3 separate regions of the Homo sapiens genome follow, and regions 1 and 3 are each linked to region 2. A link is a loop called in an ENCODE intact Hi-C map of the cell type or tissue named here. Cell type or tissue: B cell. All regions are shown on one strand. Each heading gives the region's core, and the rest is flanking DNA. Links, peaks and the distances in the headings are about the cores only. Region 1 overlaps ANKRD42 (ankyrin repeat domain 42). Region 2 holds the start of ANKRD42 (ankyrin repeat domain 42). Region 3 overlaps RAB30 (RAB30, member RAS oncogene family).

Region 1 (5,439 bases), core at 364-5,363, 57 kb after region 2:
TTGATAAGGATTAATGTGGTTAAGCTGACATTTGGCTCTAGTTTAAAAGAAAGAAAATAAAAAATAATATAAGGATTAATGTGTCATTCTTCCATGGATGGATACTTGGGAATTTAAACAGATGGCAAAACATTAGGCCAAAATACTCTTTTTTCTGTTTTTTTCCCTGCTACCCTATTAACTGAAACTACCTCTTGATGTGATTTTAGACACCAGGAAGCTGTGGCAGACTGATTTTTTTGTTTTTGTTTTAAATCAGGAGCTTTCTTGGTATCTCACAAATCATATCATATAGGTGGCTGTCCACTGCCTCTATACTGTTTGAAGTGTTTTGAGATGTAGATTTTTTTTTTTTTAGTGTTAGCCTTGGTCTAAGAGCCTAGCTGAAAGTTCTTAGATTCCTTGTAGTCTAGAAAAGTACCTCATGGTGGAAAAATTATTTCCTACTAATGACTTTTTTTTTTGTATTTTTAGTAGAGATAGGGTTACACCGTGTTGGCCAGGCTGGCCTCAAATTCCTGGCCTCAAGTGATCCACCTGCCTCCGCCTCCCAAAGTGCTGGGGTTACAGACGTGAGCCACCGCGCCTGGCCTCCCTTTTATTCTTTAAATGATTCTATCACATTGGCTTCTGTTTTTCTTGTACTTCATCAGGCATCCTTCTACTTTAGGGCCTTTGCACTTGTTCCTTTTGTCTGGAATGCTTTTCCTCTAATGTCTACAGGGTTATCTCTCTTATTTCCTTCAGGGCTTGGCTTAGAAGCCCCCTTCTCAATAAAGCCTTCCCTAGCCACTGTGTATGAAATGTTAAGCCCCTCTTCCACAACATTTTATACTACTCTTTCCTGCTTTATTTTTGTTTTCTCCTTTAGCACTTATTACCTTCCAACATACCATATATTTTACTTATTTATTTTCCTTGTTGTCTGCATATCTCTATTACTAAAGTAAGGTCCAGGAAGGCAGATTTTGGGCCTTTTGTTCACCACTGTATCCCCAATACCTAGGTCAGTGCTCATTCTTAGTAGACCCTTAATACATATTTGTTGAATAAATGATTTCTTTGTTTTATTTGCCTTAAATACAATGTATGAATGCTTTCCACTACTAAAAGTAATTATTAGTTGACATTGATGATTGATTTTTAAAAAATTTTGTTTTTGATAGGACCATCAAAGAACTGCAGGGCCAGCTGGAGTATGAACGACTACGTAGAGAAAAATTAGAATGTCAGCTTGATGAATATCGAGCAGAAGTTGATCAACTCAGGGAAACACTGGAAAAAATTCAAGTCCCAAACTTTGTGGCTATGGTTGGTGTCCTTTTTAATACATTTATTTTTCTCAAGAAGTATATACAAGAGTGGCCAAGAGTACAAGCTTTGGGCTGGGGCTCTTTGGACTTGAATCCTGGCTATAGTCTTTTTTGATTTGGGCTACTCATTTAACCTTTTTGTGCCTCAACTATAAACTGGAGATGATAACTTATACTTTCTAGAGCTGATGACAGGATTAAAGGAATACACACACACACACACACACACACACACACACACACACACTCTATATGTAACTATAACTTTCTAGATACATACACACATCTGTCTATCTATCTTCAAACAGCAGCCTAGTTCATAAGTATTATTGTTAACATTGTACCATAGAAGGAGAAAATGTTTTCATAAGTAATCAATCAGAATTCTAAGACAGCTAGAGGATATGTATATTTTAATATTCTAAATAACCAAAATAAAGTGCTTTGAATGGAATCCATATTTTCTTTCCATAGGGAAGTTTCTTCATCAATCATCATGGATGAATTAATTCTGTTTGAGGCTTGTGTCACCTCAAATCTGATCTATTAATATTATAGAATCTTCCTGGCTTCTTTTTATTTTGCACAAACTAGTCATTGGTCTCTTTAATAACCACTTTAAAAATATTAAAATAATAAAACATGTTTGTTGTATAGTGTTAAAAACAAGATAGATGTTCCTTCTGACACTAAGTTCCACTCTCCAGAGGAAGCTATTGTTAACAATTTAGTACATACCATATTAGACAAAATTCTATTTATCTGCAAACATGTATGTGTATTTCTATGCATATGCAAATATAACCACTTCCTCAGTTTCTCTGGGTTTTGGTGTCTCACCAGTGGTTGATTTTCCAAGAAATATAATTAACTATAATAATTAATCTATTCTCTTCATTTTGCAACCCTCTTCTTGTACGATCTTTAGCACATGGGGAAAATTTAGTATCAGAGAGGCCAGCTGTACAGTCATGTGTTGGTTAGAGGGCTAGAGGACACAGCACCATTTATAACTCACTGCTTCCAATCAAATCTGTTACCCCTCCACCTTGTGGCAGGGACTCTGTGACTCCCAGTCTCCTCAAAAGTAGAAAGGTAAGTTGTAAGTTGTTGTTCTTCGTTTTTTCTTTTTTTGGACAGGGTGTTGCTCTTGTCACCCATACTTCAATGCAGTGGTGCCATCATAGGGCACTGTAGCCTCGAACTCCCTAGGTTCAAGTGATCCTCTTGCCTCAGCCTCCCAAGTAGCTGGGACTGTAGGCATGCACCAACACACCTGGCCAATTAGTTTTTTTGTTTGTTTGTTTGTTTGTTTTGTAAGGACGGGATCTTGCTTTGTTGCCAAGGCTAAGTTGTTGTTCTTCAGCTGCCTAGGTGGGACAATCTTTTGGGGTGGTCACGCAAGCTGCACATTTTCTTTTGAGCCATTCCAAACTGTCTACTTTAGGAATGTTTCTGTCTTTTAGCTATTTAGAAATTCTCTTTGCTTACTCAGAAGCATCTGTTCTCAGGTTGGATCTGGTTTCATACTTCACAGTTTTGCTTCCCTAAAACTTCACTCTACCAACAATGTGTAGGCTTTCAGGAGAGCTGTCTCAAGGTCCCTGTGCTCAGAGTTCATTTTTTTTTGCATTCTTGCTTTAGGTTATACCTAATTTTTGTAAATAAGCAAATGTCACTGAGCTTTCATGGCAGCTGCAACTCTGGCACTGCTTATTTTCACTTGCAAAAGCTTGAATCTCAATTTCCTCATCTTTAAAATGAGGAATAATAATACCTACCTCATGGAATTGTATTGATGTTAAATGGAATATTGTGTAGAAATCCTGAATTTGGTTTCTAGCACGCAGAGGTATTCACTATATAGTAGTAGTCATTGTATTATTTACTCCCTTTCTTTTTTTCCATTTTCTATATTACAGATGAGTTGACATGGTCAGTGGATAAATAAATGTGTAGAGCCACATGCAGCTAAGGATAGGAAGAATTTATCTGGGAGTCTAATTATATGTAATGTATAAGTAAAATGAACTTTTCGTTCAGGATTATAAATACGGAATCCTCAAGAAGCTCTGACTAAGTCTTTCTCCTGCCACCTTCTGGTCAGGACCTATGATTGCATACTACTGTACCTTAAGATCCTCGGCCCCCAACATAATCTGCAATAGTATAATTTTTACTGAGAAAAAAAATTATTCGAATAGTTTCCTAGGATAGTTTGACATATATAAAGCACTTAAATGGTTTTTTGATAACAGCTGTTTTTATAGCACTTTCTCAGATATTATCTCATTTTAGTCTGCATCAACCCTATGAGGAGGTAGAATGATATATATATTTTTGATCCCATGTTATAAATGAGAGGGCAGAGGCTCAGAGAAGTTGAGAGTCTTGTTAGAGCATACAGCTAGTGTAAGGCAGGAGCAAACTCAGAATCTCTGTCTCCACATTATATTTTTCTAATACTTCTGTGGAAATGACTATCAAATCCATACTTAAGTACTGTGTCCCCACTAGGGATCCCCACCTGTATTTCCCACTGCTCGTCAACTGGACATTTCCACCCGAAATTCCTGGTGGTGCTTGAATTAAAAAAAAATGTCCAGAACCAAGCTCAATATCAAGACCAGATTCTCTCCCCTATCTCTGCATTTAAATTAATGGCATCACTATTTTCTCAACTACCCAGTCTTGGACTCTTAATGATTAGCCATGTTTTCTCCTTTAGATCATACAAAAAGCGAGTCCATCCTGTAGGTAGGAACATGTTCTCTACTTTCACTGCTTCCCTAGTTTAGGTTTCTATATCTTTCTATCTGAACTACTGTGATAGAATTTTGGTATTTACTCCTTCCCTATCCAAATCCATTTGACTCACAGTGGTCAGCTTGATTTTCTTGTCACTCCTTGGATTGAAAATCTTCCTTACCTGAATAAGTACTGATTCTTCAGTTTGACATTCAGCCTTAACCTACCTCACCAACTTTATTTTTGTCTGTTCTCCTATATATATATTAATAGCTTATTTTTTCTTAAGCTACCCTATGCTTTCCCATCATTAAGCCTTTGTTCAATTTGTCCATATACCTTGAAAACTGCCTGTTGACTCTGTAAAATCCCCTAGGAGCCATCTCATTTATCACCCCTTTCCTAGTCTCCCTGGTCACACGTGATCTCTCCTTCTATCAAGCACCTTGTACTGGTCTGAGGGCTTCTCGTCATCTGTATCACAGCATGATTGGGCACTTACTTTACCCGCAGTACTGAAAATCTAAGTTTTATAAGATCACTTAACTTATGTTAATAACATCATCTTAGTCATCATTAACAACAGGTTTTGAGTATGTTGGGCTTAGTGTTAAGACTTTATATTCAGCAGATACCATCTTCATTTTATAAATGAAGAAATCAACTCTCAGATAAAATAAACAATTTATAAAGTTACAAAGCTTGTTAGATGGCTAGCCATGATTTCAACCTGTCTAGCCCCAAGTCTATGCTTTTAACACCACTTGTTACTGCTATTATAAACCCCTCACATTCCCTCTTTCTGTGCTTTTAAGAACATTTATTTTGAAAATTTTTCTTTGAAAACTTTTGATGATAGCTTTTTAATTTTAGTAAATTAATTTAGTAAATTAATTTTAGGGTTAATTTACTTATGAAAACTTAAAAATTGGTAAGAATTTTGTTAAAATGTTACACTATAAGTTCAAACATATATTTCAAGATATGTCTTAAATTGGAAGTTGAGATGATAAAATATAACGTAGGATATCTTCATGACCTTGGGGTAGGAAAAAAATGTGTAGACTGGACTTCATTAAAATAAGACTTCAGTTCATCAAAGATTATATGAACAGACTTGAAAAGGCAAGCCAAAGTGTAGAAAAACATATTTCCTTTCTTTCTCTCTGCTTTTCTTTCTTCTCTCCTATCTGAAAAAGAAGTTGTATCTAGAATATATAAATCAACGTGAAAAAGACAGTCCAGTAAAAAAACTGGGCAAGACTTGTGTAGGCATTTCACAAAAGAAGATATCCAAGTGGCCAATAAACATGAAATTGTGCTCAAAATCACTGGTTATCAGAAATGTAAATTAAAACCCAAACAAGATACCAATATA
Region 2 (5,439 bases), core at 116-5,115:
CTCAGATTTGTTGAGTTTCTATTTATTGTTCTTTTCAAACACCAGCTAATTACTATCATCAATTTTATTTGCTATTTCATTAACTTCTGCTTTTATTTTTATTATTTTTGAGACGATTTTATTGAGAAGACTTTATAATCTTGCTCTGTCACCCAGGCTGGAGTGCAATGGCATGATCTTGGCTCACTGCAACCTCTGCCTCTCGGGTTCAAGTGATTCTTCTGCCTTAGCTTCCCAAGTAACCAGAATTACAGGTGCACGCCACTACACCTGGCTAATTTTTTTATTTCTAGTAGAAACAGGGTTTCATCATGTTGGCGAGGCTGGTCTCAAACTCCTGACCTCAAGTGATTCACCTGCCTCGGCCTCCCAAAGTGCTGGGCATGAGCCACTGCACCCGGAGTCTGCTTTTATTTTTAATTCCTTCTATTTTTATTTTGGGAGATTTTACTTTTTCTGCTTCTCTGTTACCTGTTTCTGTTTCCTCTTCTAATCCTTCCTGTCATGTGTGTATCCTTTAAGGATTTGTCACGTGCTGTCTCATTTCCTCAGTAAATTTATCTACTACATATTGTATAGTGAAAAAAATAAAACCTTTACCATTATTATGTAAGTGGCTATAAACACTATATTAATTTGGAGTCAGTCATAGTGGGTTCCAATTCCTCAACTCCTACTTGTGTGATCTTGGTCAAATCTGAGCTGTTTCTTCATCTGTAAAAATAAAAATAACAATACAGATTAAGTTGGGTATTATTTGCAAATCATTTATCACAGAAACTGGCCCACATGAATAACTCGATAAATGCCTGGTATACAAAAGGCCTCAGCTGCCCCATGTCTTGTTTTGTTTTTTCTTTGAGGTGGAGTTTTGCTCTTGTCGCCCAGGCTGGAGCGCAATTGCGCGATCTCAACTCACTGCAACCTCCGCCTCCCAGGTTCAAGTGATTCTCCTGCCTCAGCCTCCCGAACAGCTGGGATTACAGGCTCCTGCTACCATGCCTGGCTAATTTTTGTATTTTTAGTAGAGATGGGGTTTCGCCATGTTGGCCAGGCTGGTCTCAAATCCCTGACTTCAGGTGATCCGCTCACCTTGGCCTCCCAAAGTGCTAGAATTACAGGCGTGAGCCACCGCGCATGACTCAGTTGCCCCATCTCTAAAAGTGAGGGGATTAGGATGACTAATCCCAAATTCACTTCCAACAGTGAAAAACTTTATCTTCAGCCTATTAGTTCACCTGCCTGACAGTTAACTCATCAACCCACCCACACAACAGTTACTAAGCCCTTCTCTTAAATGAAATATTCTAGACATCAGAAATGCCAAGATTTTAAGATACAGTCCCTACCTTCCAGAAGCTCAGGGTCCTTTAGGGGTGAGGAAAAATTGTTAAACAGATAATTATAATACAATGGGATAAGTGATCTAATAAAAGGTTGTGGGAATTCAGAGACTTTGAGGAGCTCCTGCAGAAAAATTCAAGACCTATTTTGGAATCCTAAGTCAGGTATTTATTATTTACTAGTGAAGGGGGAATTAATGAATTTTATAAGTATATTAGTCAAGAAGTTTATTCTTTTCCTTAGAGGTAGAATGAAATATAGCCCCCCACCCTCCGGAGGCCTGGGTTAAGAGAGAATATTAACCGCTTATTTCTCCTCTACGCACGGAGAGGCTTATCTGTGTTCCACCGTTTCACGTTCCTTGAGGCACCACGAGTTCCTGCTTCCCTCCCTAGCGCGCTGTAAAGTCACAAGGTTGATAAGCAATTGCTACAAAAGCATGCATTCCCAAGGATGTAAGACATGTGGTGTAACAAATGTAAAAGAATAATTAACTGCCTTTGTTCTTGCTTCTGCAAGTAGGCTTCCTGTAGCACCAAACTCCCGCCACAAATTGCTTAAAAGGTGATTGATCCCTTTGTTCCGGGCTCAGACTTTCTGGACCCCAGTCCGACTGAGCCAGTGATCACCTTAATAATAAAGGGTTGTCCTGAATTCTGTTTGGCCTCTCCCGTCTCTATTTGTCCCGCAACACTAGCAGTATATCCTCAGGCAATTAACTTTTTTTTCCCTTGTTTCTCTCTCTGTAAAAAGGAAGAGGAATACTTATTTTGGCAGGTTATAATAAGAATTGAGTCAAACTCATTTATGTTGGCATAAAAAAATGAACAAGAAAATATAAAGCACTTAGTACAATGCCAGGCAGATCATAGGAACTCAGTAGATGGCAATTGTAATATTACAAAAGGTGATGGAAGTCAAAGACAATTTACTGTACCTCAAGAGAGTAGCGGTAGGATCAGAAGAATTTCCCAAATGTGTTCACAGACCAAAACTGGGGGAAAAGCAGGGTAGTTTCCTGGTAAGACGAACAGCACATGACAAGGCAGAGATATTAAAAAGTAAGGTACGCTTCCAGGACGAGTTCATTATTCCTGAAGGGAGAAGGCAATAAGGGTGGAAAAACTGGGCCGAGAGGGGAATCCAGGTTGGTGATGCCCCTGGAGGGCAGGTAATTCTTACTAATTTCTGTATTTTCTGCTGCTGGCACAAAACGTGACCCATACGTTTGCAACAAATGGTGAAATAATTCATTCCTGTTGTTAAGCAATAGGGTTGTAGAAATATTTGAGCAGTAAACATGCTACAGTGAAAGGATTCTCGGATTTGGAGTCAGGAGACCTGAAGCACTCTTTTGACTAATGACCTGTGTTTTTTTACTGGTTTTACAACTTACCTGCTGCCTGGCCTTACCAAAGTACTGATATATTGAGTCTCTTGACCCATAAAACAGGGGTAACAACTAACAAGCGATTATTAAAGAGTTGGCGCTAGTAAAGTACGCAATAAAAACAGCGGCTGCAGCTGCTAAATTCTCCTTTAGGTCTTTTTCCATACTTGCGAAATGACAGGGCAACAAATTTCCTTCCAACCACCACTGAGAAAGTATACCACGTTTGCCCAAGGACAAAAAGGCCCCGCCCGGCCCGCGCCACACAGGTCACCTACGCAGAATGCAGTCCTGGGGGGTTCCACTTGTGTCGCTCAGCGATGGAGGGCGCGATCGATGACAGGCCACTCCAGAGACGGACCTAGATAGGTTCGCATGAGGCCGAGCCGAATTTCACCAAAAACCAGTTTACACCACCTCCCGATTTGTCCACACGAAAAGCCATGGAATAGCTGAGGGAAAGGAAACCGGAAGTAGCGTGGGCCGTGAGGAACGGGAAATGACCTCAGCACGTCGGAAGTGTACTCGTTTCCAAGGCGACGGCCCTGCTGCCTCTCCAGCCAAGTGGCTGGAGTCGGGAGGCTGGAAAGAGACTCCGAGAAAGTACCAGCGGAAGGCGGCCGCCGCTACGGCGATTCGCAGGGAGTAGCAGACGAAGACGGTGGCCGCCGCACTAGCCACCACGTGTGGAGGATAAACGGTCTACACGGCCATTCCGGCGCCGAGTCTAGGGAAAGAGTTAGCGACGACGGGGAAAGAAAATGTGAAGAGAGCGACCGCCGCTCCAGGGTCGCTGCAGGAAGCCTAAGTGCAGACGCCGGCTTCTCCCGCAGTGACTTGAGAAGGGTCAGTGAAAACCTCGGCCACTGCCGCAGCGTCTCTAGGGAGAGAGTTAGGGGAGATAGTGGCCACAGTCACAGCTGCTCTTGGGAGAGAGTTAGGGGAGACAGCACCTTCTGCAGCAGCGACGTGAATTTTAGTGAAGTTGGAGGCCACCAAACTACCGACTCCAGGGGAACAGCCAGAGAAGACCGAGGCCTCCGCCTCAGTGGTCCTTGGGAGGGAGTCAGTGACATTCGGGACCCGCGAACTAGTGACTTCGGGGATAGAGTCAGTGACGATCGCAGTCGCCGCTTCAGTGGCTCCTGGGAGGGAGGGAGTGTCGAAGGCGGCCACAGCGTTGGTAGTTCTTGGGAGGAAGTAAGTGGAGACCGCGGCTACGCAGCCAGCGACTCCTCTGGTGTGAGCGGCAGTGAAGACGCCAGCTACCGCTTCAGTGGCTTTTGGGAGAGAGAAAGTGAAGACGAAGGTTTCCGCTGCAGCTTCTGGGAGAGAGCAAGAGAGGACCTTGGGCCCCGTCCTAGTGACGACGGAGAAGAGGGCCGCTGCCGCTGCAGTGGCTCGTGGGTGAGAGCAAGTGAAGACCGCCGCAGCATCAGGGGCCTGGACTCAACTCCTCCCCAGAGTCGGAGGTGTTGCGCCATGCCCGGGGTGGCCAATTCAGGCCCCTCCACTTCCTCTAGGGAGACTGCAAACCCCTGTGAGTCAGACTGTCATTGGCCTTCATCTCTGTCGTATTCCTTTTCTCACTTAAGCCCGCAACAGCCTTAGCCCTTTCTGGCATTTCCTTTTCTCAGCCGTCACTCCCCCCTTTCCCTTTTTAATTTATTTTCAGGGGATACCAAAGCTGTTCAGCTCTCCCCTGTTCTGTATTATTTCCGCTTTCTTTCCTTTTTTCCATCCACACTATTCCTCCGAGTCTTCTTGCCCAGCTTGACATCAACTCTTGTTCAGTCTTAATGGACGGACCCTTTTAAGTTCTTCCTTGACTTCCCTGCAGCATTTGACCCTGTGGAGGTGACAAATTAGTACTTACTTAGTTTTCTTCTTTCACTCCATTGAGTGACCCTTTCCCTTACCGTTTTCTTTTCTTCTGCCATCTTCTTAAATGCAGCTTTTACCCCTTGATGATGCCATCATTGGTTCTCTTTTTCTTGTCATTTACTGTGACTTCAGTCCTACTGGTGGCCCTCAAATCGGTTACTCATTCAACCATCCAGTAAATATTTACTGCATATGCCTACTTTGTGCTCCGTCTTAAGGAACTTAAGAAGACAGGCACATTCTTTACCTTCTAGTGAGGAAGATAAATGCTGAGCAAATAATGACAAGTGAGATCAGTGTTATAAAGGACGGTAGAATGCCACTGATTCCAGTAGGGGGTGAGTATGGGTGTCAGAAAAAGCATTCTAATACAGAGACACACGTAACACTGAGACCTGAATTCCGTATCTCTCCTCGGAGCTGCAAACATATATATAGATATCTCCCTTCTGGAAATTTTCCTTGGGTACCTCAAGAGCAGCATGTCCAAAATGTAATTTTATATCTATATATCCTCTCTGTCCTTCAGTGTTTGCTGTCTCAACTAATGGCACCACAGCACTCAGATGATAAAGCCACACACCTTGGAGTTATCTTATTACTTTTCCCTTGTTTCACCCACTGTATCCATTCCAGTTTAGTTCATTCTAATTTTATTAATATTTGTTGAATCTTTCTCCTTTTCTTTTCCCAGTGTTCAGAGTCTCATTTTTTCTGGTCTAGACTATTGTAAACTGTATTCTTACATGATCTACCTACTCTCTCTCTCTCTCTTTTTTTTTTTTTTTTGGAGACGGAGTCTTGCTCTGTCCCCCATGCTG
Region 3 (5,439 bases), core at 239-5,238, 130 kb before region 2:
CAACCAAATGATCAAACCTCATGTCACCAGTGATGTTACAAACTGACATTAGGTGTCACCTATGATGCACGGGGAGGGATAGAACATTGCAAAAAATTCTCACCACAAGTGTTTAACTTGAATCTAATAATGAGAAAACAATCAGACAAATCCAATTCACAGACAACAAACTTGGAATCTTCAAAAATTTCAATATCATAAAAGGCAAAAAAGGCAAGGGTACTGTGGTGGTTAATTTTAGGTGTCAACTTGATTAGATTAAGAAATACCTAGAAACCTAGTAAAGCATTATTTGGGGGTGTGTCTGCAAGACTGTTTCCAGAGGAGATAAGCATGTCTCAGTGGACCAGGTGTGGAAGAACCACCACCAATGTTGGTGGGCACCATTCAGTCTGCTGGGGGCCTGGAGAAAACAAAAGCAGAGAAAAGGCGAATATGTCAAGCTGTCTGCTGGAGCTGAAATACACTACACTCTTCCTCTCCTGTCCTCGGACAACAACTCCAGGCTACCTGGCCTTTGGACTCCAGGACTTAACACCAGCAGCCCCCCAGTCTCTGGGTCTTCAGCCTCAGACTGAGAGTTCCACTGTCAGCTTCCCCAGTTCCAAGGACTTTCAACTTGGACTGCACTAAGCTACCAGCATCCCAGGGTCTCCAGCTCATAGACAGCCTGTCATGGGACTTCTCAACCTCCATAATCACACGAGCCTATCGCCCTAACAAATCTCTTCCCACCTCTCTCTCTCTCTCTCTCTTTCTCCCTCTCTCTCTGTCTATCCATCCATCAATCCATCCATCCATCCTATTGGTTCTGTCTCTGGAGAACACTGACTAATACAGGTAATATGCTACATTAAAGGAAACTAAAGAACACAACTGTATTGGGTAAGTAGTCTTGATAAGATTCTGGATCAGAAAAATTTTTTAAAAGTTATAAAGGACATTGGAACGACTGAGGAAATCAGAAAAATATGATTGTTTCCATGTAATGGTATTGTGATTACATGGGAGAATGTCCTTGTTCTTAGGGGATATATGCTTAAGGGCCTAGAGACAAAGCATGGCGATATCTGCAACTTACTTTCAAGTGGTTTAGAAAAAGTATCTGTGTGTGTGCACACGTGTGTGTGTATGTGTGTAAAGACAAAAGCAAATTAATCCAGATAAAAGGTACATGGAATGTTTTTCGTTTGTTTTTTGTTTTTTTAGGTGGGATTTTTTTCTTTCTTTTCTTTTTTTTTTTTTTTTTTTTTTTAAAGATGGGGTCTTACAACGTTGCCCAGGCTGCTCTTGAATTCCTGGGCTCAAGCATTCTTCCTGTTCCTGAGTAGCTGGGACTACCAGTGTGCACCACAGTGCCTGGCTTCACTGTACTATTTTTGCAATTGCTCTAAAGGTTTGAAAGGTTTCGAATTAAGTTGGAAAAAGAATCAAATAAAACATAAACCACCTGGCACCCAGTAGATGCTATGACAGTTCACATTATGGCTCCAGTGAACAAAAGGTCTACAGAAAACTCTTCCCCCGTGCCTGAAAATAACATGAACCATATGAAAGTAAATGCCACCAGACGGTCCTGGCTTCATGAAGCTTATATTTTCAATCAGAAGGCAAGGCAAGAACAGGAAGCAGCTACAGAAACAGTATAGTTTTGGTTTCAGAAAGCCTACCTAGGGTCTATATCTGCATTTTTCAGAGTGGGAGGGGAGGGCTAGGTCATGTCGAAAAACAAAACAAGTTTACTTAACCTTACTGAAAATTGGTTCCTCATTTGTATGTAAAAAATTGAGCTAAATTCTACTGCCTAGAATTGAGATAATAAGACAGCATCCACAATACAACTTTGTAGAGCATCTTTTATTGAAGACTCTCATTAAAAGATATTAGTTTCCTACAATTAAAGTGGTGAACAAGGAAAGCACTCAGATGGTTCCACCTTTGTTTTTTTATCAGAATACCCAGCACAGGACCTTGCATTTAGCACACAAACACTGGCTGAAGAAGGAACAATTAGACAACATGAGACAGAATTCCTTTCAAAAAGTCATTCAGCCTACAAAGGCCACTGGAGTTAAAGGAAAGACTAGTATGAACTTGCTCAGTTTGAGAGTTTGAGACATGAACCCTTTGACAACAGAATATATTTATGTGCACATAAATTTGCCAAAGTCCTTTTATACACAACATCTCCTTTGAGCCCCACAATAATCCCCATTTTATAGATAAAGAAACTGAGGCTCAGCCAGGCATGGTGGCTCACACCTGTAATCCCAGCACTTTGAGAGGCTGAAGTGGGCGGATCGCCTGAGGTCAGGAGTTTGAGACCAGCCTGGCCAACAAGGCGGAACCCCATCTCTACTAAAAATACAAAAAAATTAGCCAGGCATGGTGGTGGGCACCTGTAATCCCAGCTGCTCGGTAGGCTGAGGCAAGAGAATCGCTTGAACCCAGGAGTTGGAGGTTGCAGTGAGCCAAGATTGCGCCACTGCACTCCAGCCTGGGTGACAGAGTGGGACTCCGTCTCAAAAAAAAAAAAAAAAAAGATAAGTTGTCCACGTAGCAAACAGCTCAAATTTTTTGTTTGCTTCACCCAGCCACAGTGGCTAAAGAGTGAAAATAATTCATGGCTGCGATCCTCACAATCTCTTCCCCAGGGTTCCTGTTAGGGCAAAGTGACTCACTGATGGCCACTCCTAAGCTCACACCTGCTTCTCTAAAGAAAAATGCCAAAAATCTGCCCTTTGATTGCTTCTACTGAAATTCAGAAAAATGAACACTCGGGCCTTTTAACCACCTGCTTCAGATATTTTAAAAGTGGAGCTTAAATTCTCTTTGCAATGTGGTTGCATGACTGAGATGTAGAGGAAGTGAGCAGAAGATATTTTCATTTCAAGGTTGATGACGTCCACATTTTAGTGAAGTTAACTAACCGTAACTAGAAAATAAAATTTTTCTGCAGAATTCTCTGGGGAAAACTCTTGACTGCTTTATTGTTTCAGTTCACTTTTTAAACACTGTACTGTGTTGCAGGCAGGGATAAAGTATTTCTCTCTTCCAGGGATTTCTACATTATTTACACATCAACTTTTATTACCACCATCACAAAAACCAGCAGGAACTCCGTAGTTCAATTTTTGCCCCCGTTCTGTTCACCCTTCGCAACTAGCTTCCCTTAGTAAAAGAGTTCAGCCCAAGTGGCTAATGGACTTGGCAAAGGTATGTAGAGTTAGCCCTCTCAACATTGCTGACAAGAATTTAAATCAGGGGGCAATGCTAGTGCCCTTGGACTCAGCATTTCTGCCCCCTGAAAGATATCTTACAGAAATATTCCCACAAATTCATAATAAAATGAGGTACTCAAAGGCTCACTGTAGCACAGTTCCCAACAACCATTAAAACAGGTAAGTTGGAGCAATATGCAAATACATGGGGGAAATGCCCAAAATATATTAAGTAAAAGAGAACAAGCAGAATTACATGTGCTATAATAATATTGCTAGTACACATATGGGGAAAAATGACAGAAGAATACACATCAAAATCTAACAGTTGATTATCTTTGTGGGTAGAATTAAAGAGGACTTTCCCTATACAGTCCATGTGTTTTTCTGTAATGAATTTTAATTAATCTTATGTTATTTCTTTCTTTTCTTTTTTTAAGACAAGGTCTCATGATCAGGGCTCACTGCAGCCTTGACCTCTGGGGCTTAAGGGATCCTCCTGCCTCAGCCGCACCCTTCCCCATAGCTGGGACACAGGTGTGCGCCACCACACCCAGCTAAAAAATACAAAAATATCTTCATATTTTTTGTAGAGACAGAGTTTCACCATGTTGCCCAGGCTGGTCTCAAAGTCCTGGACTCAAGCAATTCACCTGTCTCAGCCTCCCAAAGTGTTGGGATTACAAGCATAAGCCACTGCGCCCAGCCAATCTTATGTCAATTCTAGAATCAAAAAACAAATTTGAGATATATATTTAGGTACCTTTTCCCTTCGATTTGGGAACAGCTAATGTTCCTCCTGCATTGCTCCCTCTAGTAATGTCACACATAGAGTGCCAGCTGTAGAAGTTTCCAGTCACAGAATACAGGATTGTATTTAGAAAGGATATAAAACAACACTTACAATGTCCCAAAAAGTGGTATCCCAGCCCATAGGCTGATTAAATACTTGAAATGACCAGGAAAATCACTACCTCCTGAAGCAGCCCTTGATGTGTTCTAGCTTTGCTATGACATTCCTGAAGACATTCAGGAACGCCAGCTGATCATATACCAATATCTACAACGTGTCAGGTTAAACAAATGGAATCATTATCACATCCAAGAAAACTAACATTGTTACTGATTATCTAATATGTAGCTCCCATTCAAATTTCCCCGATTATCCTGAAAATGTCTTTTGTAGCTTTTTTTTTTAAGTCCAGGATCCAATCTAGGATTACATGTTCCATTTGGTTGTCATATCTCTTTAGTCTCCCTTAATATAGATTGTCGTCCCTCATACCTTCCATTTTTGTTGTCTTTCATGCGTGACATTTTTGAAGATCATAAGCCAGTTATTTTGCAGTATGTCCCACAATCTGGATTTGTCTGATTATTTATTTATGGTTAGATTTTTTTTTTCTTTTAATAGAGACAAGAGCTGGGCACAGTGGCTCACACTTTGGGAGGCTAAAATGGGAGGACCACTTGAGCCCAGGAGTTCAAGACTAGCCTGGGCAACATAGTGACAGTTTGTCTCTACAAAAAAAAAATTTAATTTAGTCAGGCATGGTGGTGCACACCTGTGGTCCCCACTGCTCAGGAGTCTGAGATGGGAGGATCCCTTGAGCCTAGGAGGTAGAGGTTGCAGTGAGCTGTGATCACACCACTGCACTCTAGCCTAGGCAACAGAGTGAGGCTCTGGAAAGAAAGAGAGAAAGGAAAGAGAGAAAAGGAAAGGAATGGAAAGGAAAGGAAAGGAGAAGACAGAGTCTCCCTATGTTGCCCAGGGTGGTCTTGAACTCCTGGGCTCAAGTAATCTTCCTGCCGTGGCCTCCCAAAGTGCTAGGATTCCAGATGTGAGCTACTATGCCCAGCCCCATGGTTAGATTTAAGTTAAGCATTTCTGGCAAAAATTCTACATCAGTGATGTTGTGTACTTCCCATTGAATCAGGTTGTGTAGTTACACTAAATTATCTTTTTCCTCATTTTGTCACTGTGGATACTAAACAAGCACCACCCAATAAATAAAATGTTTAAAAGGATAAATAATGTTAAAAACAGCTACCATGAGCACCAGCTATACCAAGCATAGTGTCAGACATTTAAAACACATGATCTCATCATGTGAACCTCCCAACAACCTTACAAAGAAACAGAGGCTCAAAGAGATTAAGTAATTTGCTCAAGGACACACGCGTATGATACAAAAATATGTGCATGTACGTATGAACT

What was found. Peaks named below come from ENCODE experiments on the same cell type or tissue, not always from the same donor. Only the 100,000 strongest peaks of a DNase experiment are listed, where the experiment ranks them.
Region 1: a loop joins it to region 2, with 2.1 times the contacts of the local background. A loop is called at or near these places in 17 of 110 quality-filtered maps.
Region 3: it touches region 2 in a loop (4-fold over the local background); 32 of 110 quality-filtered maps call a loop at or near these places.

Annotation. Positions count from the first base shown.
Region 1 is chr11:83,246,777-83,252,215 of GRCh38, forward strand. ANKRD42 (ankyrin repeat domain 42) reads left to right here. Exons shown (of 11, transcript NM_001300975.2): 11 at 1,167-2,195. The coding sequence ends at 1,428. Among named protein-coding and RNA genes, the nearest start is that of CCDC90B-AS1, 37 kb to the right of the region's middle. In B cell, for the core only: CTCF peaks have their summits at 3,401 (motif pointing left) and 3,605; a DNase peak (open chromatin) is centred at 3,405.
Region 2 is chr11:83,190,455-83,195,893 of GRCh38, forward strand. It overlaps ANKRD42 (ankyrin repeat domain 42), which reads left to right and starts at 3,258. Exons shown (of 11, transcript NM_001300975.2): 1 at 3,258-4,274. The coding sequence starts at 4,217. It overlaps ANKRD42-DT (ANKRD42 divergent transcript), which reads right to left and starts at 3,215. Exons shown (of 3, transcript NR_149009.1): 1 at 3,013-3,215; 2 at 601-714. RefSeq lists enhancers at 2,965-3,184, 3,245-3,354, 3,875-4,234 and a silencer at 3,489-3,667. In B cell, for the core only: no CTCF peak of the experiment used is centred there; DNase peaks (open chromatin) are centred at 3,227 and 3,937; H3K4me3 peaks cover 3,155 bases; H3K27ac peaks cover 3,599 bases.
Region 3 is chr11:83,060,479-83,065,917 of GRCh38, forward strand. All of the region lies in intron 1 of RAB30 (RAB30, member RAS oncogene family), which reads right to left. Among named protein-coding and RNA genes, the nearest start is that of RAB30, 8.7 kb to the right of the region's middle. In B cell, for the core only: no CTCF peak of the experiment used is centred there; DNase peaks (open chromatin) are centred at 1,673 and 2,893; H3K4me3 peaks cover 4,326 bases; H3K27ac peaks cover 5,000 bases.